Linked DNA regions of Mus musculus: regions 2 and 3 are each linked to region 1. The links are chromatin loops, found by intact Hi-C in ENCODE. Cell type or tissue: heart. All regions are shown on one strand.

Region 1 (8,000 bases):
CAGTTCGCTGTGTGGGATCTCTTCCTCCTCCTTTAGCTCAATTAACTCTTCCTTAGTGTTGGAGTCTTCCTCATGGTCCTCCTCTGAGCCTGGCATGGTTTCTGATACCACAGAAGCCTCATGGGAAGGCTGGTCTTCCTCAGAATCCGGTTCAGCCTCATCTTTATCCTTTGTATTCTCCCTACTGTCCTGCATGTTTGCAGCTAAAAAAGATCCCTGGATGCCAGGCTCCTCCTTGTCGTCTTCTCTAGCTGGCTGCTCCTCTGGCTCTTTTGTCTTTAGCGAATCCAGGTGGCCTTCGTCCTCATCGTCAGCGTCATGGTCTTCGTTCTGGTTGGCCTCTGTGGTCACTTCATCTTCTTCCTCCTGCTCCTGCTCCTCCAGCTCTTGGGGCTCTTCCTCTGACTGCCTCTGATCGTCCGAAGGCTTCTCGTCTTCCTCCTCTGGCTCGGGTTCTTTTGGTTCTGCCTCAGGGCTGTTGCTGCTGTCCAATGGGGACATGGCTCTAATGTCACTGCTGGTTGTATCCTCTTCCTCTTCGGCCTCCTCATCTGGTTCTGTGTGCATCTCTTCTTTCCTTTCTTCCAGCAAGTCCTCCTTTACCTCAACAATTTCTTCATTCTCTTGAGTTCTGGGTTTACGGCCTGGTTTAATGGGGACTACGGGCTCAACTATGCATTCCTGTGCAGAAGCAGCTATGATTTCCTGATTCAATTTAAATCCTGGTTTCCGTCCAGGCCTTTTCTTCCAGTGGATAGGTTTTCGGCTCTTGCCTTTGGGCCATCCCTTTTTCTTTTTCATAGGTGTAGAGGTATCTGGCTCAAGTGAAGCACTGTTCACATCACATTTTCGCAAGAGAGATACTGGCTTTAGGACAGGAGTGTCTGTACAGAAAAGAGATAGTGAGAGAGGTTACAAGACCTAGCATTTCTTTGAGACCAGCATGTACAGCAGAAGAATCTAAGGAAAAACACTAACTGATTGCACATCAAGTAACACAGTGACCTGGCAGAGAAGTGAGCTAATCCTGGGCAACTTGATTCTACCACCTATGAAGACGCAGTAAAGAGGAGCAGGAGTGTCCGCTTAAGTTACACCTCAGCTGCTTCTGTTTGCTTTCTGTTACCTCTTTGGTTTGCTTTCGTTTCCACAAAATCATTACTTGAAGTAGGATCATAAGGCAATTCTGTAGACCACAATTAAGCCTCCCCTGTGAATAGCTGTTAGTCACTGTGCTAAATGGGACCAACTGCATAGTATGTAGTCTTAACCACGCACTGATCTGTAGTCCCGAACAAGTAAGAAATGGTCAATGTGACAAGTTATATTTAGAGGAAATAAATTCAACAGTAGCATTACTTTTCCTAATTGTGGCAAGACACAGAAGATAAACTTTAAATCATTTTAAAGTAGAATTCAATGCATTAAATACATTCTCAGTTATTAATAAGTTTAGAAGGGTATGAATGTAGAGGAAGAGAGAATTAAAGGTTTGTTTGTGGTACATCTGGGAAGTCAGCAAAGGCAACAGCAGTCTGAGTAAGAACTGTCAAGGTCATAGGAGCTCACAGGAGAGAGACCATTGTGACAAAGTGAATCAAGACAGAGCACAGCACCAAGTGCCAATCACACCAAAACAGTCTCAGGTCCCTAGACACACAGCAATATCTAACAAGAGGAAAACTGGGTCATCACCTATTATAATAAATAAAGCAAGAACCTTAATGATCATCACTACATTAAAAACATGCATCATTGAGTAAGCCTTACAATAAGAAAACTGTGTGAGGTATGCTGTGATTTCCAACACCTAAGAGGCTACAGCAAGTGGGTCAGCCAGACTGTGTCACACACTTATAATTCTTCTGTCTTCTCCTGCCATGTATACTCATACTCATGCACAAACACATATATGCTCTCTCACATACAAATATACACACACATGCACACAAATTCACACACATACACATGAACATACATATACACACATGTATATACACACATAGACACATGCGCGCACACACACATACCACAAAGGTTTTGGTTTTGATTCTAGGTCTGAGCTCAGGGCTCATCACTATCAAGCTACACATTCTGTCAGAAAAATACAGGTCCTATGTACTAGGTCTGAAGCCAAGATTTTAAGAGAATAAAATAAAACGCTCTTCCAAAAAAGGCAAAAGATAAAATAAGATAAAATAAAATAAAGTAGTACAAAGCAATACCAGGCAACACAATTTCTTCTAAGTTGCCTGTGAAAATGCAAAGGCTGACAGAGGCATCAGAACAAACATGATGGAGGTGTAGGTGACACAGCACCCAACAAGCCTGCCTTCTTCCTCGCTCATCTCAAATGAGCCTGCTTCTGTACATGGGAATATGTCTATTTTAATAGTAATTGACGGAATGTTAGCTACACCATACAACGTAGCTTATTTTGTTATCATTGTCACTTATTAGAAATGTACGACTGGTTACTGGGTTGTACACACCTATAATCCCAGAACCAAATAGGCTGAGGCAGGTCAGACCTCTGTATAGTGAGTCTTAAATAACAAAACAAGATAAACACAAAACAACGAGAAGGAAGAGATTACTCTGCGAGTAAACACCATCAGACGCATGGTTCAGGAAGGTTCCTGAACAGAGGGCAGAGGTCCCCAGGGATGCTCAGGTGGCTCCTCCTCAGTCACTCAGTTACCAGAGCTGCTGAGCACCAAACCTAGGCACTCAGCGAGCTGCAGACCACAGAATCCAGTACTCAGTTATGCCAACACCCTTTAACTGAGGATTCAGACAAAAACCTAGGCAACATTAGGTGAAAAGGAAGGCCTTCCAATAATTAAGATTTCCTGCAAAGCAAGAAGAGATCAGGTTAAAGAAGCGCGTTTACATGCAGACGTGACTATGGATAGATAAACCCCATATCTGCAGAGGTGGCCAACCTTTCCCCTTCCTGTCTTAGTGAGTTGTGTTCATTCCCAGCCCTTTGGGGAAGGAAGGGTCTGTAGTGATTACTTCTCTATTTTCAAAGACACACAGAAACTACTCTAAGGAACAGTGTGTAAACCTACCATCTGCGTCGTCTGACTCCTCCTCCTCCTCCTCTTCCTCTTTAGACGGCCTCTTGGAGGAGGACTGACACCTAAGGATGTCCTGTGAGGACAGGCAATGGAAGTACCCTCTGGGGAAGAGCTCACTCTCCTCCTCCTCCTCCTCCTCCTCTTCCTCCATCTCAAATGTAGGCTCCAGTCGTGGCATTGGTCTCTCAGAGTCAGAGTCTTCAAAAGGCTCATCTAACACCTCCGTGGTCTCAGAGATGGTCTCTGTGACTACACTGCTATTGTGGTGTTTCCGCTTGCGGACTCTTCGTCTTCGGTGAAGAATCGGTTTCTATGTAGTAAAGAAAGCAGGTATTTTATTTATAGTAATGAGCTTTTTTCCCTGCTTTAACATAAAAGTTTTAAAGCTTTGCAGAACTAACATATTTAAAACAAAGATGCAGTTTGCCAACAGATACTCTGGTAAAGACAAAGTGTTAAGAACACAGAGATGTGTGTGGTCAGTGAGGTGGCTCCACAGGTGAAGTTTCCTGTGCAAACTGGGCAACCTGACAACCTGGGATCAACCTTGGATCCCATATACAAGTGGGGGAACTAAATCCTTAGAAATGTCCCCTGACCTCTACACACCCACCAAGTGCAAGCCCACCAACACATACACATGTACTCTTACACACACTCACGCACGCACGCGCGCGCGAAGGGAAGGAAAGGGAAGGGGGAAGGGGGATGGGGGAAAGGGGGAAGGAGGGGAAGGAGGGGAAGGGGAATGGGGAAGGGGGGGAAGGGGGAGGAACAACAAAATCCGCACAGATTTTGGGCACTAAGGCCCGCTCTGATATGAAGAGCAAGTGTCCAGAGAGCACATGGTGTTGGTGCATCTTCTCAGCTCATCGACATTTTACACTTTACAGCGCCACCTGCTCTAATGCTAAAGTGCCTCAGAGACTACGCCCTCTACTTCTGTTCAAGAGCAAAAGGAATAGAAACATTCCATCTTATACATCACCATGCATTAGCAGATCAATAAATGTGCACGCCATTTGGGGAAACTAGCTAGAGCAGAGCACACAAACGCAGAGCAGAAATGCATTCACTTGACAGAGAAGAGAAAACAGCAGCACGGCCTGAGACTTGGCGCACACAGCACACACTGACACGGGGCTGACCTAATAGCTTACATAACACAGTGATGTCACCAAGCTACAGAGACAACAGCCCAGGAATGACTGAATCACATCCTTGTACAGAGGCTAGAAAGGTTAGCACTTATGCAAGGTCATACATCTAGGCCATAAAATAATCCTGAGCGTCCTTCAGTAAATTTTAAGACTGTCTAAGTACTTTGCATACAAGTTCACTGGCTGTTACAATATTTTTTGTGTGTTTTCTACACATTTACTTTTTTATTTACAATTACTTTTTAAATTTTATTTATGTGTGTATTTATGTACATGGGTACTTTGTCTGCATGTTCATCTGCACACCAGACAGTGGTGAGCTGCCATGTGGATGCTAGGAATTGAACTCAGGACCTTTGGAAGAGCAGTGAGTACCTTAACCACTGACCCATCTCTCTAACACCCAATACTAGTGTTTTTTACACAAGAAAATAGCATACTTGTTTTACCACATAAACTGGAGAAATAAACCCTAGGATGGCAAAGATACATTCTTTTGTTTTTGTTTTTGTTTTTGTTTTTCCAAGACAGGGTTTCTCTGTGTAGCCCTGGCTGTCCTGGAACTCACTTTGTAGACCAGGCTGGCCACGAACTCAGAAATCCGCCTGCCTCTGCCACCACACCCGGCTGCAAAGATACATTCTTTATGATCATGCAATCAACAGGAGAGTTAATCACTTTAATTTTTCTCTACTTCAAAATCTACTGAGAATTTTCAAGTTAGAGTAAAAATAGCTCTGCTCCTTAGAGAAGGGCTGATTCTGCAGCGGAGGCAAGAAATATTTCAGATAAATTTGTAGGACCTTGTACTATCAGAAAGCACTTAAAACAAAAGAAACTCGCCATGACGATGATACTGTGAGTATAAACAGGAGCAACACAACAAACATGGCCAGTGCTGGATGGGAGGCGCTAAGTTTAAAACAGTGCTACAAACTCAAGTACCAGGTCCTTTCTAATGGCGACAGCAGAAGGGACCTATGTAACCTATGCAGGTGCTCTGCTGCTATAGTGAGTAGCCACACCCAGGCTAAGCCCGATCTGCACTCATGCCTTTCCTCTTCCCCAGGAAAAAGGGGAAACAAAGTAACAGCAGCAGCAGAGAAACCCAGGAGGGCCAAGGCCAACAGCAAAGTGGAGTCCTCTACCTGACTCCCATATGCCACACAATACAATACCCACCAGATGATGTGATGAGACTAGTGCTTGCTTCTCTGCCTCCTTTGCCTTACTCTCAAATACATTACCTCATTCTAGTTAATGATGGATAACAGATAAAATACTTGAACTCACAACCTTCAAGGTCATACTAAAGACAATCAAAGTCTGAGAAATTCACAACCCAGAAGAGAATAACTAACATAACATGGAAAGTTCGGTGGGATCCTAAGCAGAGAAAGGCCACTGAGGCCAACGAGAACTCTGAATAAAGCATGGTCTGTACTAAGTAACGCCTATGTTGAACTGTGACGAATGTGCCTCACACAGGCACAGAGTCTGGAGCTTATGAGAATTTTGTGTTATGTCTTTGCATTAACGGTGCAAATCTAAAATACATTCTTAAAGGTCTTCCTTTAAACAGCCTTGCACTTTTTAATACCCCTGCTACAGAAAGGAATGACCTCGTGGCTCTGGGTGAGATAGCTGCCTCTCCTCTCCTGGCTGGAGTGTGGCAGCCTGCATTGTGACTGGCCTGGGCAATGCAGACCACAGCTTGGGACATGTCTGCCAAAAAGCAGTCAGTGCCACCGTACCAGGAGCTACACTTTCCAGGACTTTAGTTACTTGCCCTCGTGCGTCTGCACGAGTTTATGAGACAGCGCATGAGCCTCGTGTGCTCTACTGCAGAACTGCACGGCACAGCAAGCCACATAGCAAGCCTCAACTACAGAGGACGAACACAAAGATGCATCACCTTTCTTTTCAGTGTGGGCTTCGTGAGAATTGGTGGCGAGTTTGACCGGGGACTCTCTGGCTCTTCCTCCTCCTCACTGCTCTCGCTGAAGCCCCTAAAGACAGCCCTGTCACCATCGGTGTAGCAGCACGGAAGCCGGTCATTTCCTTCTGGCAATCGGCACTTCAGGGTCTCAGGGCTTTTCTTCAGCTGTCCTCGCCACAACTCAACGCTCTCACTGAACCTCCCCTTGGGGATGTCTGGTTTCCCGTCTGCTTGCACTTGAGGGGCTGCCAACTGCTCTTCCATCTCAGTGAACCGTTCTTGGGAGGTTTCTGACTTTTCCTCGCAGTCTCCATATTGCTCTTGAGAAGCGGATAGTGTCTCATCCACAAGCATCTTAGAATCTTTATCACCAAAGCGTTCTTGTGTCTTTCTGTTCTTCCTCCCACAGCGGCCCCTCCGAGGTGGCTGGCTATTTGCAGGAAGACTGTCCCGAGGAAGGGCCTGTTTGCTCAAACGTGAAGAACTGGCTAGTTCCTTAACTTCTGGCTTCTTGTCAGTTTCTATTAAAGAGGAAGACTCCTGATCTTTTTTCTCCCGAGACACAGACTTCCCCACCTAATTAAGGAAAACAAAACAAACAAAAACAACATTGATTTTTTTTCAGTCTGCTTGGTTAAGATAAGAAAACAGAACTTTGGAAAAAAATTATTAAGTATTTAATAGTTACCCTGAATACTCTTTCCCTTTGGCCACTTAAAAATGTATTTATAGTTAATTATTAGTTTACTTCTCATAACAATACAATGAAGTATTATGATGCTAGTCTCTAAATGAGGTAACCGGAGGCCCAAATTCAGAACTCTGACTCTATCTTGTGCTCATAACTACTAAAAAATGCCATCTTTGATATCAAAGTAAGTGTTTGTGATCTTATAGATGGTAGATGAGATTATAACATTTTATAGAAATGAAAAATTGAAAAACTAGGAAGAACAGGTTATAACAGTGGTTTTCACCCTTCCTAACGTTGCCACCCTTTAATACAGTTCCTCATGTTGTGGTGAGCCCCAACCATAAAATTATTTCATAGCTACTACATAAGTGTAACTGTGCTACTGTTACGAATCACAGTGTAAATATCTGTGTTTTCCCATGGTCTTAGAAGACCCTGTGAAGAGGTCATGACCACAGGTTGAGAGCCGCTGGGCTATAGGAACGTGCGCCAGGAGAAGAAGACATCCAAGAAATATGGGAAATCTTAAAAAAAATTTTGGATGTTTAATTTAAATTAAAATACAATAAAGTAGATGACTTTTTTTCCTCTCTCACCTATCAGAGGAGGACATAAAGGATGAAAGTGCTACTTTAAAAAAAGTCAAAGGAAATCCCAAACATGTTATGTATAACCTGAAGAAAAATAATGGAACTGATACAGCTTATCATCCATCACTCACGCTCTGAAGGCATCTAAACATTCAGTGCGATTTCCAGTGTTCTAGTGAAAACAGATGTGTGCTTATAATGTCTTTAATGCTCTGTATTAAGGAAAATGCACTTTTATTTCATTTTAACAGCTGTCATATTGAAACTCAATTCAGAGTTTTTAATTACTATATAGCTTAGAATGTAACTCTTCCTGGTAAATAGTAATCATTAACACACTGTCAGAAAACTAATGGTTTCCTAGTGGTCTAAACCTTAAAAAACAAATGTAGATAAGAGCAATTTTCCTGAAATGTCTATCATTAAAAGAAACTCTGAAGTTCTAGTGTGAATATGTGCATGTACATGTTTGTAAATTTGTGAGTCTGTACAAGTTCTCTCTCTCTCTCTCTCTCTCTCTCTCTCTCTCTCTCT
Region 2 (8,000 bases), 230 kb before region 1:
AATTGTCTAGGGTCAGGTGTCCCTTAACACATGCTTGTGGTTTATTGCTTTGACTCACGGTCTGGGTAGAGTTTTCAATCTGGTTTTGACCTGGCTCCCCTCCCACTCACCTGGGCTGCAGCAGAGAAGAATTGGGTGCAGTTCCCGGGGCCTTGCTCAGCACGCGTCCAGCTGCTCTGCTGCTTCCCACAGGCTCCTCATTGGTACAGGGTTGGTCTTACATATAAACTCTGCACCATGGAAGAAGAAAGTAGGTTCCCGGGCACAGCCTGGGTACTAGAGAGCTTCCCTCCAGTTTGTCAGCCTGCTGCTCTCTGGCCAGATTGACTTCTGAGACCTTATGCACCTCTGATATCTCAGTATGTATGTGTGCAAGTGTGTGTGCATGTACATGTGTGCATGTGTATATGTGTGCATGTACATGTGTGTGTGGGTGTGGCGGGTGTGGAGGCCTGAGGACAGTCTCAGGGTCCATTCTCCTTGATTTTGAGGCACAATCTCTCACTGGCTTAGGCTGATTGGCCAGCGAATCTCCTGCCTCGATCTACCTCTCCAGCATTGTGACTGAAAGTAGAATCCACCTTCCTAGGGGCTGGAACTCGGGTCTCCATGCTTGCAGTGCAAGCGCTTTATTGACCGAGCTCTTACAGCAGCTCAGATTTCATCTAAAAGCTCATCGCTCAGATGTAAGCTCTGAGCCCTAAAATTGTGTGGTTCTGAAACAAGTCCATTTTGAGCTATTCGCTCCAACTTGGGACGCTAACCACTGCCCCCACCCCGGGGGATTTGTGCTGGGGCCAAACCTGCTGGGTAGTTGGGATTGCAGGTCACAGTTTTCACCCAGACATGATGACTTCTTACCAGCTAGGTAAAGAATTCGTTAATCGGGCTACTAAAATGCACCCCCACCCTGGAAAGAGGAGGGAGGCCCACCAGACGGTGTCAGCCTGGCCAGGGCCCCCGGGTAGAGCTTTGATGGAGCTGAATTCCGTGTGAGAACCACTCCCTTTTGGTACCCTTCAGAGATGGAGAGCTTACGGTTTGAGGGATGGTGGGCCAGGACAACAGCAAGGGGCTTTTAGATCTTGAACTGACAAGTGCCTTGTGGGGATCTGGGTCTATAAACTCTCCTGCCTTCTAGCATTTACAGTCTGGGTTGCTGTTCACTGCTGGCCCCAGCTGTACATCTTAGTTGCCAGACTCAGTTTCTCCGGGCGCAACATCCCGTGTGGCCTGGGCTATCCCAGTTCACGCACAGACTCTTGGACAGGCTAAGAGATGACCATCCAGCCATCCGTCTCTCACCGCACCCACTCCCCTCTCCCCCAGTCAATATGTCTCTCTCCGATGGGAAAGTTAATAAATTTTCCTCTAGATTAAAAGTATTGATTATTTCATTTGTAAACAATAAATAAAAAGGAGGGACTTTTCACTGCACAGGGGCTAGCGTCTGGTGTATTTTGCTGGTGAAATTTTGCTCACTGTTGGGGGGGGTGGGCCCCTCATATGCATTCTGTCCGGCCAGTAGCATTGATTTCCTATTAGTCTCTCAGCACCACCCAGTAACACATCATTTCAGTACCTGCTATTAATGGTCTTTTGATAAATAATCACTTGTAAGTCAATAAATTTTTATTAAACACTGTAGCTCTTTGATTTATTAAAATCCGACCATGTTTGTCTGGGAGAAAAGGGATGCCGAATTGAAGTGGGGATTTTCATACATCTTCCTGACGCGGAGCAGTCACCGAACACTCCAGAGAAAAACAATTGCATTTTAACAGAAACAAAACAGCCGAGTTTGGAACTTGGGCCCAGGGAAACTTTATCTCAGTCAGGGTGAGCTTACCCTGCCGGGAGCAATAGGAGGCCAGCAGAGTCAAGAACTTGTGTTGGCTTCTGAGCAGTTCAGTCCCTTGCTTGGCCTGCCTCTGGATGGCACCGAGGGACATGGGCATGTCCCTGGGGGCACATACTGAGCAACCTTTGCCAGGGTTAAGTGGGCCCTGGATCAAACACCTGTTGGAGCAGATCCTTAAAGTGGACTGAAGACAAGCGATAGGACCTTTTAGATGTCACCTAAGCCACACACATCCAGGCCAGGGGATGCCCAGAGATAATGCATGCTGAGTACTTCTAAGACGGAGCCAGCAGCCACAGACTGCAAGGCTGGGCTTGGTGCATTGGTGTAACGGTTTGCTAACACTGTGATGTTTGAGAGCAAGCCAGTTGCTCTGTGGCGCTGCTCAGCCACAGTCCTTACCCAGGGGGATGTTAGAGAAAGGCAGACAGGCTGGATGGCCAGTGCGTTCGTTAGAATAGCTGGCGTCTGGAGAGATGGCTCGGTGGTTAAGATCACTTGCTACCCAAGGATCCCAGGTATTTTTTCCCAGAGCCGCACAGAACGAGTTACAGCTGCCTTTATCTGCGGCTCTAGGGGCCCTGGCACTCTTTTCTGACTCTGAGGACACACACATACACATACACAAATAATTTTTAAGAAAACAGCTGGAGACCCTTTGTTCTTGGCCATCTGTCAGTACCTAGTGTGGTGGGCAGTGACAAGACAGGGGCATGCCAAGAAATCCATGAGCCAGGTATGCACACCTTGAACGCCACCCAGCATGCTGGAGGCACAGGCAGGCGGTTCTCTGAATTCAAGTCTCGCTTGATCTACATGGTGAGTTCTAGCCCTGCATGGAACACATAGCAAAAGCCCTATCAGGAAACAGACAAGCAAAACACTGGTGGCCTCTGATGTTTCCTATCTACTGTGGGCTTTCTCAGCTATTGGAGCTGCTGCGCTGGTCCTGGTCTAGGGTGGGCAGAGCTCCCATCAGGGGACCTTGAGGGGGAAACAGCAAGTTGAGTATTATCATAGTACTGTTCGGGGCAATGGCTTCTGTCCCTGGATACAGGGGGTTGGATGGGAAGCCTGACTCCTAAGAACTTCAGGCTTGTGCCCCCTAGTCCCAGTGTCATGGAGTGGTGCACCCCAGGAAGCCAAAGGAAACGTAAACATAGCCTTCGAGAGCATGAGTGAGTGGGATTTTCATGTGCAAAATTCAAGTCCATTTTTTTGTTGTTTTTGTTTTTACAGTAAGTCTTGTTTTGTAGCCTAGGTTGACCTTGGATACTGTTCCTGCTAAGAGCATAAGAGCCCAGGTGTGTGCCACCACACCCAGCTCCGGTCCACTCTCAAGGTGGGACAGCCAACTTCCTGCCATTTGCCAACTCACCTTACTTCCCAGGCTCCTTCCATTCCGGGAGGACCTTGTTGGAGAATGGGGGCAAAGAGTCGTCTTAGAGCCTGCTCTGCTCCCAGATGACTTCCTGTGAGGTCAAAAGCCGTGGGAAGTGAAGCAGGAACAAAGGTTTGGGCATCACCTGGCAGGTACCTCACCACCTGTTGATGCCAGGAGACAACAGAAGACCTATAGTGGAGATTGGGAATCTCCCTTGGGAGGGAGGGAGGAGACAAGTTTCTAGAGAAGAGGGTCTGGTGACCCTTAGGCATAGCTGTAACCATTTCTCTTCTTCCCTTAACTCCATGGACCTGCAGCCACATTTGAAGTATATTTGAGCCACTTCCTGCATGGGAGAGATGCGGGTCAGGATGTCTAGAATGTGCTGCAATGTAGCTAGGGCCGACCTTCCCACTTGGTCCTTTGGGTTTCAGTGGAAGACGGCTGCCCAAGCTCTGTATCCTACCCATCCCAGGGCCTAGACAAGCGGCTGGCTCTTTCCCGATGAGCAGCAGGTGGCGCCTGGAGGCAACTGGAGCCGTGAGCCCTCCTGCTTAGCCCTGCTCCTTATGCACGATTCTCTCTCTGTACTGGGCCCCCGAGAAGGGCTTGCTGCAGCAGATTGATCTGCCAGCTGTGATTTGTCATCTCTGAGACAGGAGCTGTTTTCTCTTGCTTCAGGAGGCCCCTTCGACACCTGCTTTATTTTTCTTCCTGCGCTGACGTGACGGAAGACAGGTGTTAAACTACTTAATCACTTTAAAATTGTTTTAATTTTCTGTTTTTTATTGATCGCTCCAGCACCAATTAATCAGCTCACTGGACCAGGCAGTTAGTACATTAAAAATTGTCAGGGAGGCCGTGCATCTTGCAAAATGTCTAAAAAAATATTCGGCTAACAAATTTTGTTTTCCCTTTGGCATGCAACAGTCCTTGGCCCATAGAACTACCTACCGCTCAGAAAGGACTCCTTCCTCTGGGGGGTGTCCACGCTGGGATAGTTGGGGTGTAGGAGGAACCCTGGCCCAGGCTCGCCGTGGAGAGAAGCAGAAGCAGGGAGGGACATTTTGATTGCCTGGTTGGTCGCATCTCCCCTCCACTTTCGTTTGTGAGGCTGCCCTGGGTTGGCTTTACCAGGTTTACACACAGTAGCTGGGTTTCTCTGCCCACCTGCCCCCAGCGGACACCCGCACATTTGACTGTCTTTCTGACAGTGCTGAAGCCTTCTCCCTGGGGCAGAGGCTGGCTGAACTTGGTCAACTGTCTTGGCAGGCAGCTGTGTCGAACTGCCCTATCCCCACCCCACCCCCAGCCCCATCCCACAGTGGGCCTGAAGCCCTTGCTGGGTTGCTATTCTGCCGCTGCTGCCGTCACTGTGCCCTGTGCACCCTTGATTCATCTGTAATCACCCCACTTAAAGATGACCCAGTAACTGCCTAAGTGTCCTCTGAGTTACATGAGCCGTAGATGCCCTCTCTCTAGGAGCCCCCACATCACTTCTAGAATGCAAACGCTTGCTTTTCCTCTTTGTTTCCCCATTTGGGTCTGGTTTCCTTTCGCTTAGTTAGGGCAAGTCCTTCATTATTTCCTGGAACACTTGTACTATTGTTAGCCTGCCTGCGGAGTCTGGATTGCTGTTGCTTCCCTCACCCCAGAATGTCTCTCACCCACTTCCCTCCTCCAGGTCCTGCCATCTTACTCCTCAAGAGAGTCACTTTCACCCCACACCACCCCCTGCCGTTGTCACAGGGGACTCGGCCAAACCTCAGGCAGCCTTTTTCAGAAGCAGGGACCCCAGATCCTTTCTGGAAAGGCTGGGACATGAGCCGTGCCGTGGAGATGTAAGGCCTCTGAGGGACAGGCCCAGTGTGCCCTGCATTCTGGTGGCTGCCCGCAGCCCCACCTGCTCTGTATTAATTGTTATGTGATTGGGTTAGGACATAGAAGCTAATATTGATTTTTCTCTCTGGATGCCTCAGTTTTATTTGCTCACATCTGCCTTGTGTTTAATTGGCGCTGTGCTCAGGGGAAACGAGAGATTGTATCAGCCTGTTGGGGTGCTTTCCCTGGGCACGCTGGCATGCACACACCCGGCACCTCCCTCCCTCAGCCCCTCCCTGACCCTCCCACCTCCGGGCATTCCTAGGGTGTGAGGGGAGTGGACAGGAACCCTGATGGACCCTTGTTTTTAACACTTGACCTCATAAGTCTGAGTTGATTTCCAACCCCCCTACCCCCGCATGAAGTAAGTGTGTGTGGTGTGTGTCTCTGTGTGTCTGTGGAGAGAGAGAGAGAGAGAGAGAGAGAGAGAGAGAGAGAGAGAGAGAGAGCGCTGGAGGGGAAGGAAAAACTGTCTTTTTGGAGGCAGACCTGGGTTCATATCTACCTTCTCTGTGCATATGTTCTGAGGCTAACCCATTGCATTTTGCTGTACCCTAATGTCTCTTCCCTTATTGAAGAGTCCTGTTGTGTAGGATTCTCAGAGATTTCCTGAGAGCCTATATAATGCTTGGCACACCGTAGGTGCTCAATAAGCAGCACCTCCTTTGTAAATGTCCTCTTCCGCCTTGGCAGCTAAGAGATCAGTCCAGAACACCTTGTCTGTGTGGGATTGGCAGTGGCTGGTGGCCTCTCACCTTGCCTGAGGCCAGAACTTCCGTTTTCTCCCCTGCCTAGAATCGCCATTCCTACCACACCCAGGCTGGCGCCTGAAGTTTTTTTTTTTTTTTTTTTTTTGACCAGATTGGCATCTGGCCCAGTTCACCATGGACTTTCTGTGGTGAGGGGAAGCCGTCAGAGCTGGAAGTAAACACCGGCTTCCTGTTGACCCACGCTAGCTCCCTGGCTGGGACAGGTGAGTGTGCCACCCTCGCCTTAGCAAGATTAATGGTGCTTGTTTCCTCCTGGGAGAGGCCCCATGAGGACTCTGTACACTTGTTTTCTGGGCTGACCGTGGAGACGGAGGCCTCAAAGGGCCATGCAGTGGGAACAGGTTTTCTATGTTCAGTGTTCTGGTTCCTAATTGCTGGTTAAGGAATGGAAGCTGCCAAATTCCATTGCTTTGAGTCTGGGGTGAGGAGGCAGGGTGTGATGGTAGAAACCACATAACCACATAGTTGGGTAGAGCTGCTCCCTCGTGAGGGCCAAGAAGCCGGGGGGGGGGGGCAGCATCCCAAGATACCCTGGGAGAGCATACCCCAAAATAACCTAAAACTCCCGTTAGACCCCACTCTTAAAGTTTCTACCACTTCCCAAACGGACCGTGGAGGGTGCAGATCCAGACCACAGCTCCTCTGTTCCACAGGGTTATCAAAGCCACATAACAGCCACTGCGCTGTACTACCCTGTGACGTCACCTACGGGCCAGGACTCTAGGGCTCCAGTCAGACACTCTTCCTGTGGTCCTCCTTTGCCAGATGCCACACACAGAACAGGGCCTTCCCTGTGAGCCCCTCCCACAGTTCCTCGCTCTGCAGGACAATGAACCTGCATCTAGCCGTGCCTCCCAACCCAGGTACAAGATGTCCATGGGCCCGGAAAGAGCAACTCAGCTCTGAGCGCCATTTGAAATCTGATGAGGAGGGTTTCATAGAAAAATGACACCCCCCCACCCTCCGCCTCGGGTAGTTTCCATTCCATCCTCTTCCGGGTTGGGGGGGGGGGGTGAGGGTGGGGCGGCCCTGGCTTCTATAAGAAAGCAGGCTGAGCATACCCCGAGGAACGAGGGGGCAAGCTGCACTTGTCTGTGGCCTCTGAGCTCTGTGCCTTCAGGTTCCTGCCTTGTTTGAGTTCCTGCCTTGGTTCCCCTCCGTCGGCCAAGATGTATGCTAAACAAACCCTTTCCTCCCCAAATTGCTTTTGCTCATGGTGTTTCATCACAGCAGTAGTGACCCAGAGACACCAAGTAACCATGGGCCCAGACCTCCAAAGCTATAAGCCAAACGCACCTTTCCTCTTTGTAGGTTGATGGTGAACTGCAATGACTTACTATGAATTGCAAAAACATACTAACAGGAAGCTACAGGACGAAGGAGTGTGGCGTCTCCAGGTGCTTCCAGAGTTGAGGTCCCTTAAGCATCTTCCTCTCCCTCCTCAGCTACGGCACAGGTCTTCCCCACACAGGCAGCGTCTCGCCACTGGATCAGCCAACACAGTACCCCCACGAGAACCTCAAAGCTCTTTTCCAGAACGCAGCTTCAGATCCCTACAATGTCTCAAGTACGAGAAAAGGGAGCTAAAGGGACAGCTCAAGGTTTAAAAGCACCAGCTGCTGCTCTTCCAGGACTTGGATTTGAGTCTCAGCAACTCCAGTTTCAGGGGCTCCGAGTCCCCTCTTCTGGCCTCCTTGGCACCAGGGACACACGTGGAACACAGATTCGCGTGCAGGCAAAATGCCCATACACTCAAAATAATTTTCTTTAAAAGAAAGCAACATGTTGAAGCCTGGGAGCCAGAGTGGGTTTTCTGAAGTGAGACCCTCCTCACATCACAATGGAAGGTTGGTGCCTGCCTCTATCCCTCCTCAGACAGGACAACAGCCTCCTTGTGGCCTTTCTCTGCCTTTGGGTATTCGTGTCACCTGGCTACAGGAACAGAATTCAATCCAGGCCATTTGAGAACAACCCCAAGGGTGTTGGGATAGACAAACTTTATGTCTCAGTCAAGCTGGGCTTTAAAAGTCACTGTTTGTCCCCTCTGTCCATTCTGTGTGTCCTGGGGCACTGGCTAGCTGGTTCTTTCCAGTGTGTTATCATC
Region 3 (8,000 bases), 220 kb before region 1:
CGTGGTGACACTGGTTAGCATAGTGTGCGTACAGACCCAGAGGCTATTCCTGATGGGCATGACAGTCCATGGGCAGTGAGTGACATTAGCTCACTGAACACTCCTAACAAGCCTTGCCAGGATCAACTGTGTTACTTTACACCTCTGATTCTGGGTCCTTCTGTCACTTTAAGACATGCCTCAGGGCACTGAGACCCAGAATTCCCTTCCGTCCTCCTTCTTTGAGATTCAGAGCACCTTTGAGGCTGGGTAGGTTGTTCCTAGATGATGTCAGCAGTTCCAACTGCAGAGCCACTCGTGCACACAAACACGTGCATACACAAATACACGTACGCACATGCACACACATATAACATACATACACATTCTCACATGCACACACATGTACACACACATACACACACACACACACACACACACACACACACACACACACACACACACATGCTCAGGTGGTCCTCTCCATCCTGCAGTGTTGTTATTCTTTCAGTCTTGTTTTATTTACTTGGTTTTGGTGCTGAGGACAGAACCCAGGGCAGAATGCCGTGCACGTCCTCCAGCACAGAGCTGTGTCCCAGCCCTGATTTTTCATCAACTGTTATTATTTTTTTAATTTATAATTTGTTTTGTTTTATACAATAGCTTACCCTATAGCTTGGCCTGTTCCTTTTTTTTTTTTAACTTTAGATAACATTTTATTACACAAAGGTAGTCACATAATTGGTTTCTTCTTTACTTTGTGCACAGTATTCTTACTCTTCACAGAAAAGTTACTTCTGAATTTCTCATCTGGCAAGCGCAAGAACCTCGATCCTGACAGAGATGGAACAGTACTCACAATTTAGGTTGGTCTCAAGTGCATACTCTCCTGCCTCAGCCTCTCAAGAGCTGAGATAATAGCTGTCTGCTACCATGTCATTCTTAAAGGTTTTTTTTTAATCTAAATTTTCCTTTTTTTCCTATATTTTTATTATTGTGTTTTATTTTATTTATTGTTTATTTTTATTGTATTGTATTGTATTATTATTTGTGTATTATAGTTAAAATTGGGAGCTCCAGAGTCAGCCCGGATTGAGCAGGAGGTTGCTCAGCAAACTGCATGGCTTCTCTGGTTTCTTATTCACTACCAAATAAGTCCTAAAGAAGGTGAGAAGAATCACCCAGCCCTGAGGATATCTTGATAGTGAAGTAAGATAAGGGAAGCACAGGGTACATCACAAATATCTAACAAACGCTCCAGGAGTATACCAGCGGGAGTTCACCAGCAATACAGTGGGAGGTGAGCACGACATTCAGAGAGCAGGATGAATGTGAGCTCATGTGTCCGGAGTACGCGGCGCACACTTCTGCCTCAGCATCTTCATCTGGAGGATAGCAACGCCAGCCATCCGCAGCAGCTGGAAGGTGACTGGCTGAAGGGCACCGAACCCATGCAAGCATCCTTTGCTGGTGGTGCGGGAGTCTTCACCCTAGACCACCACGCCCACTCCACAGCATTTCAGGGAGCAAGCTGGAAGCCCTGTTGCAACCCGCTGATGCCAGGCAAAGCCTGGAGCCACAGGCACAGGCACAGAAGCCTGTGGGGACCAGGCGAGTGGTGTAACCCTGTGGACTCCAAATGTTGAGGGGGGAAATGGTAAGTGGAGGGTCTCCTACTGGCACACGCTTTCCATAAAAGCACCATGTCCAAGATGGTGCCCCTGCAAGCTTCGGTTGATGCTGTAGTCCAGAGTTCCAAGAGAGTTTTCAGTGACATGAACCTGAACCCCGCGCCCCACCCCCCACCCCCAGGCAGCAGCTGGCCCATGGGGGTGTGGGCACGTAAAGGAACCAGTAGCTATGTGTCCCAGCCTTGACCACTAGTGTGAACCGGAAGAGGAAGAGTAGGGTGTGTGGTATTAAGTGCCCATGCCCTTCTGGACTCAGAGCACAGTTCACTGGATCCCATCCATCTCACAGAACTTGTCTTCCAGCCTCAGGCTATAGTCAGGGTACCAGCCTTAAAGAAAAATGAATGCACTTGGTCCCAACGCTCCAGCTACCACTTGCCAAAGTGGGGAGCCACACACTGGCCTGTGTCTTTCACACATCCATCCTGCTATGAGCCTGAGCCCTGTGATTCCAGTACTTGGAGACTAAGTCTAAGGTACCACCCAGTTCAGCACTCATTTCTGATTCTAAGTAACTCGAACTGTGTCCTCACTTTGAAGAGACAGAAGGACCCAAAAGAGGTGAACTCCTTTTAAGGGTCACCAGCCTAGTGCATGATGGTGGAGTTTTCCAGGGCGGACCACCTCCCCAAAGGCTTCACTCCTTAGTCCTGTGGGAGTCAAGTTTCTACCCAGCAATCTTGTGGGAGACATGTGTTGGAAGCAAGGCTCTCAGTGTTTAAGAATGGTATTTCCTGTTGGTATCTGCCAGCTACATTCATTTCATTTCTTTTCTTTTTCTTTTTTCTTTGACATGGTCTAACTGTCTTCCAGATGTGGAATCTCAGCGTTTGCCTCTCTTTTTGATGGAGGCCTGGCTAGCCTAGAACTGTTAAGTCAACCAGGCTGCCTTTGGCCTCACCTGTCTCTTCCTCTTGAGTGCTGGGATTAAAGGCCTGCTCCCTCATGCCATGTTCATTATTTTAATCTTGTTCAATCTTATTACAAAGTATGCATACATAATTATTATTCCATTGACAGATGAGTGAACTGAGTCACGGAAGTTGGAGCAGCTCACCCAAGGGTGCAGAGAGTGGCGCAGCTCCGTCCACTGGCTTCCCTGTCCCTTGTCCCTTAGGAGGGTTATGGAATTCCAGGGTCAACCCTGAGGAAGGTCTGAGCACAGAGTCAGGTTCCAGAAATGGAAGCTCAGAATTTGTCTCGGGTTTGGATTATGACCATCCAGGTACGACCATTCTGAACCTGGCAAGACACCGCAGGCAGCTAACCTAACCTCACCTGGCCTCACCTGAGTGCTAGGTTGGAACTAAAACTGTTCAGCCACTTTGCTCTCCCAGCTGCAGCAGAAGACATGGCTGGCACCCCAACACAGCTGACCGTGTGCCTATATCCCCCATGTCCCCCCTAAGATGATTATAAACACCCTCAGCTGTCAGGGGCTACAGGTTGGTGCATTTGGTATGACGAACATACATCAACTAAAGAGCTAAACCTCGCTCCATCCCCTGTTGTCTAGGAATCAGAGACAACCTGCCTGTAAGCACAAACTATGGAATACTTATCAACTCTGTGGCACGGGACACTGGGTCTCAACCTTCCTAATGCTGTTCCCCTTAAATACAGATCCTTGTGTTGTGGTGACCCCCCAACCACAAAAATCATTTTCATTGCTATTTCATCTAACTGTAACTTTGCTACTGTTGTGAATCGTAACTCAATTATCTATGTTTTCTGATGGTCTTAGGTGACCCCTGTGAAAGGGTTGTTTGATACCCCCACACCCAAGAGTTGAAACCCACAGGTTGAGAACCACTAACATGAGCCCTCTATCTCCTGAAATCTAAGGACTCAGATTTAGCTTCGTGGGTCTGAAGTCTGCTCAGGGTTCTCACTGTGCTGTCTTTCTAGGGTGTTAATAGCTCTCCTAATAAGTCCCGTGCTTAGAAGCACAGTGCACCTCGGTGTGCTTGAATTCCTAATCTGAAACCCATCACTGGGCACAGGACCCAAGTCCTTCTAATAGGAATGACACACTCAAGAGCTGTGGCCAAAATCTGTGCTCACCCATTAGACCCTGAGGTGCTTGTCAGGGAAGAAGTTGTGATGGTGGTAAGCAACAGGCCTGTTCCCTTTCCCTTAACCCCAAAACACCTGGGATGTGGAAGAAAAGAAGGTAACTGAAGATAACAATTTGGTCTATGGATGATGGTTTCTGCTTCTTCTTCTTTTTTAGACTGATTTATTTATCTATTTATTTTACAAAGAATTTATTTTTATTAGTCACAGAGTGCATGTGTGTCTGTGAGCATGCATGCAGTACCTGAGGAGGCCAGAAGAGGGCGTCGGAACACCTATAGCTGGAGTTAACAGGCCGTTGTGAGCAGCCTGTAGCTGCGAACCCAGCTCCAAGTCTTCCAGAAGAGCAGCAGTAACCGCCGAGCCATCTTTCCAGTCCAACTTCATGACGGGAGAGAACACTGCCAATATTCCCTTTAGAAAAGTGCAGGAGCCGCGGGGACGGTTTCTGGGATTTTCATCTTTATTCTAGTTTTGTTTTAAAAGCCTCGGTGTCCAGCAGCACTCCCAACCCCTTATTCTGCCTAGGGTTCGCCCAGTCTGGTGTCCCTATTGGAGGAGTGTGGCATTCAGAGCCCTTCTCTCTGTCCTGCTGAGATGCTCCCAAACTCTGATGGATGCCCTGGGTTGCCTTGGTGGGTACCTCCCAGAGACAACAAAACCTTAGGATTTTCTCATCTGTTTCCCCTCTGCCTGGCATCCCCTCGTCTCTTTCCCAGAGTCTTCCTTGGTACAGTGGGATCTGCGTTGAAAGTAAAGTGCAGTTGGGGGTCACAGGGTCCTGAAACTCAGGGTTAGAAGAGTTCCTATTTTCAGGACCCGCCCCCCAGCGGTGGGATCATTAGAAAGCACATCTGGACTTCAGGCTCCGTCTTTTGCTTTGCAGTCCCAGCCTACGACTAGGTGCGGTACTTTGTGTGACTCCCTAACCAGCTGATCCTTAGAGGGGAAAACAGCGCATCTGGAGCGCTCCATAGCCAGGTTCCCTGCTGCAAAAAATAAGCCTGCTCACTTTAGAGCAGGGCTGACAGGGCAAGGGGCCCAGAGGGGAGGAATGACAGAGAGGTGTGCCATCTTCTCCCTCGGGGCACTCACCATCCCTCGTCTCCTTCCCTTCCTTCCCTCTCGCTTCCTCCTCCTCTTCTTCTTTCTTCTTCCTTCGTCTTTTCCTCCCCCTCCCCCCAACTCCTCTTCTCTGGTCCCTGCCCACAGCGGACTGCACGGAAAGGGGAGGGGAAGGCTGGTCGGCGCGGCTAGCCCGGGGTCACACGCTGTGCGCGCCCAGGCTGAGCACGGAGAAGGCGGCCCGGTGCTTGCGCAGCAGCAGGCGGATCTTCTCGTCGTCCGAGTCCGGGTCCAGCGGCTTGTTGTACTCATCGTCCTCGTTCTCCGAGGCCGCGCGGTCCCCGCTCGCACCTCCCGGGGCCCGGGGTGTGGAGGATGAGGGCTCCAGGGCGCTCTTCTTCCTCCACTTGGTCCGGCGGTTCTGGAACCACACCTGCAAAGAGCAACCGGGGTGCCGCGGCGGGCTCCGTTACTGCCGCCTCGCTACCCCAGAGTACAGACTATGCGCCACTGCACAGAGCAGCGGCCTGACACTTGCATTAGCCGCGGGGGGGAAATAAAATAAAGTTAGATAAAAGCGTGCCACAGCCCTTTCCTGTGCTATAACAACCCTCCCTGAGCTGCAGCTTCCTCCTTGCCTCGGGTGCAGTCTAGGCATCTGGACCAAAGCGCCCCCCCCAACCCCTCCGAAATGCCACTGGTTAGAATTGTCCCTGGGACTCAGGACAGTGTAAGGTAGAGCCCGGGCCTAGCATGCCCTGGCCCTCCGGTCCACCTCCGGCAAGAAACGCAAAAACGGAGTGAATGAATGAATGAATGAATGAATAAGCTAACTTTACACATCTCCAGGAACCTCGTGAATAATTGGCCCCTAGAAAAATAACATGTACGCTAAGATGGCTGAAGATCGTGGTGCCCTAAAGAAGCAAAGAAACGTGTCCTACGGACCTAAGCTCCTTCCACCTCCACACCACAGCCTTCTGTGGCTGTAACTATCTGCTGAGGTAGCATTTGCCCCAGAACCCCCCTAATCTGTTCACACTTCTTCATTTCTTCATGTTGGCAGCGAGGTTGCAGTTCTGGGAGGTCTCATGGCTTTCTTCTCCCGTGTGCCCATCCAAAGTGTGGACAGACTAGGGTGGCAATGGGAACCCTTGTCCCTGGACCTTGAAGAGGTGGAAGTAGGGAGGCTGCCACCAGCTCGTCGGGGAGTCTGTGGCTGATCTCTGCCACTCTCCTCTGCATGGATGGGAACGGGGTGTATTATCTTCATTTTAAAGATTGGGACATTTTAAAGCTGGTGAGTGTCCCACAGATCTCCGTTCAAATCTCAGCTCTGTGCTTGCAGGCCAGAAGACTCCAAACACCAGGCTTGATTAACTGACACTGTCTCTTCATCTGTAAAATGGGCCACCATGCTGACTTCAAGAAAAGGTGAGACTTAATGACGGTACTGTTTACAGGCTCTCAGATGGGGCTAGGTAGAGATGGCTGTCATGGTGCGCGCTCTCGGGGGGTGGGGGGTGATTAGTAATTATTATAATCTCTACAGTAAGATGGGCAGCCACACCTTCCTCTCACCCAGTGGCCTCCTACCCCGGCAGGTGCTAGGCTGCCAGGCAGACTCTTTCTGCACAGACTCACCTTGACCTGTGACTCCGTCATGCCCAGGGAATAAGCCAGCCTCGCCCGCTCTGGGCCAGCCAAGTACTTGGTCTGCTCAAAGGTTTTCTCCAGGGCAAAGATCTGGTGGCCCGTGAAGGTAGGGCGGGTGTGCTTTTTCTTGTGGATAGTGTCACTCAGGGGGTCTGGAGCTGCCCAGAGGGAAGAAAGTATGGTCAGCAAGGTGAGTGGAGACCTGACAAGACCCTGCCTGGAGGGGTGCCAGCCTGTCCTGAATCTTCCACAGGGATGTATTCTCCTACCTAGGAGCTACCGAGGTCCAGGAATGCGGTGGCACCTGTCAGTTGAACAGCACTTCTGGCATTCACAGTCATAGTCACTGTGACCTCTATCACATCTGGATGGACAGGGCCCCTGGAGGGCAGCTGCACTGGCTATAGAGGCCTTAGAACTAACTGGGCCTTGTGCCTTTCCTAGTTTTCCCATAATCCACTGATGCTGCCTAACCCAGGGGATGCATGGGAATTTCTTTTCTGTGCTAAGACACCAAGACAAGGATGCTCTTTCTTTCACCAAGACGTGGTATGCTTTCTATTGGATCCCCAAAGGGGTCGAGACCCAGCGGCTGAGAGCTACTATCCTAAAATTAGGATGAGTGTCTTCAGTTCGCTCTCCTTTCATGTTAAACTGACCACTGGGCTTTCTTGGCTATTTTCTGGTGTGTGTATGCATGCCATGTACCAAGGCATGGGTGATACCTTCCAGCTGGCAACCAGACCTCCGGGGCCTCTGAATTCCTCCCCACTTCCTTTCTCTGAGCCCCCAGCTTTCCGGGCCCATTGAAAAAGCACAGAAGTGAAGGCTTCTAGCTCCAGTTCCTCGTCCGTGTGCTGCATTCCTCGCAGCCAGCCTGGAAGCCCGTCCTCCCTCAGACCTCCTGGAATCTATCATACAGCCTGGTTTTGGAGCACCAGAGTCATCTAGAGAGCCCGGAGACCCCCCAACTCAGTCACGAAGGAGCTTGAGTCTCAAAGTAAGCAGAGTACCCAAGTGCTGGGTTCCCCTGAAACTCATGTGCTCTGCTCTCGTGTCATAGGCAGGGGACTTCAGCTCAGAAGAGGCAAAGGACCTCCTAATACAGTGGTTCTCAGCCTTCCTAACGCTGCGACCCTTTGATGCATGTTGTAGTGACCCCCTCCCTCCAACCATAAAATTATTTTGCTGCTACTTCATAACTGTGAATTTGCTACTGGTACAAATTGGAAATATCTGACATGCAGGATCTCTGATATGTGACCCCCCCCCCATGAAAGGGTCATTCAGTCCCCAAAGGGGTCACGACCCACAGGTGTAGAACCACTATCCTAAAAGATATTTTTCTTTACTCTTGTGTTAAACTGACCACTGTTTTTCCTGGCTATTTTCTAGTGTGTGTATGCATTCAAGATGGAGGGGTGGGTCAGGATGGGGGAGTGTAGGGTGGAGGTGTGGGAGAGACAGCATGAGCTTATAGTACCCCAAACTATAGGTCCCAAGAGATGAGGAAGGTGACTGTCATTCAGGCAC

The links. Hi-C counts contacts between places; a loop is a spot of excess contacts. Peaks named below come from ENCODE experiments on the same cell type or tissue, not always from the same donor. Only the 100,000 strongest peaks of a DNase experiment are listed, where the experiment ranks them.
Region 2: a loop joins it to region 1, with 2.2 times the contacts of the local background. A loop is called at or near these places in 2 of 42 quality-filtered maps.
Region 3: it touches region 1 in a loop (2.3-fold over the local background); 2 of 42 quality-filtered maps call a loop at or near these places.

Annotation. Positions count from the first base shown.
Region 1 is chr8:22,930,873-22,938,872 of GRCm38, reverse strand. It overlaps Kat6a (K(lysine) acetyltransferase 6A), which reads right to left. Exons shown (of 18, transcript NM_001081149.2): 16 at 6,159-6,758; 17 at 3,075-3,393; 18 at 1-884. Among named protein-coding and RNA genes, the nearest start is that of Ank1, 40 kb to the left of the region's middle. In heart, no CTCF peak of the experiment used is centred here; DNase peaks (open chromatin) are centred at 4,232, 5,982 and 6,352.
Region 2 is chr8:23,164,912-23,172,911 of GRCm38, reverse strand. It overlaps Gm30306 (a long non-coding RNA gene), which reads left to right and starts at 3,358. Exons shown (of 3, transcript XR_378803.4): 1 at 3,358-3,394; 2 at 5,988-6,099; 3 at 7,208-8,000. It overlaps Gm30247 (a long non-coding RNA gene), which reads right to left and starts at 4,531. Exons shown (of 3, transcript XR_378802.4): 1 at 4,200-4,531; 2 at 3,240-3,406; 3 at 1,691-2,693. It also overlaps a transcript of Gpat4 not described here. In heart, CTCF peaks have their summits at 3,752 (motif pointing right) and 4,990; DNase peaks (open chromatin) are centred at 3,791, 4,991 and 6,111; H3K27ac peaks cover 868 bases; H3K27me3 peaks cover 299 bases.
Region 3 is chr8:23,154,826-23,162,825 of GRCm38, reverse strand. It overlaps Nkx6-3 (NK6 homeobox 3), which reads right to left. Exons shown (of 3, transcript NM_029002.2): 2 at 6,456-6,625; 3 at 3,878-5,244. The coding sequence ends at 5,011. Among named protein-coding and RNA genes, the nearest start is that of Nkx6-3, 5.6 kb to the right of the region's middle. In heart, a CTCF peak has its summit at 3,989 (motif pointing right); no DNase peak of the experiment used is centred here; H3K4me3 peaks cover 1,616 bases; H3K27ac peaks cover 494 bases; H3K27me3 peaks cover 5,804 bases.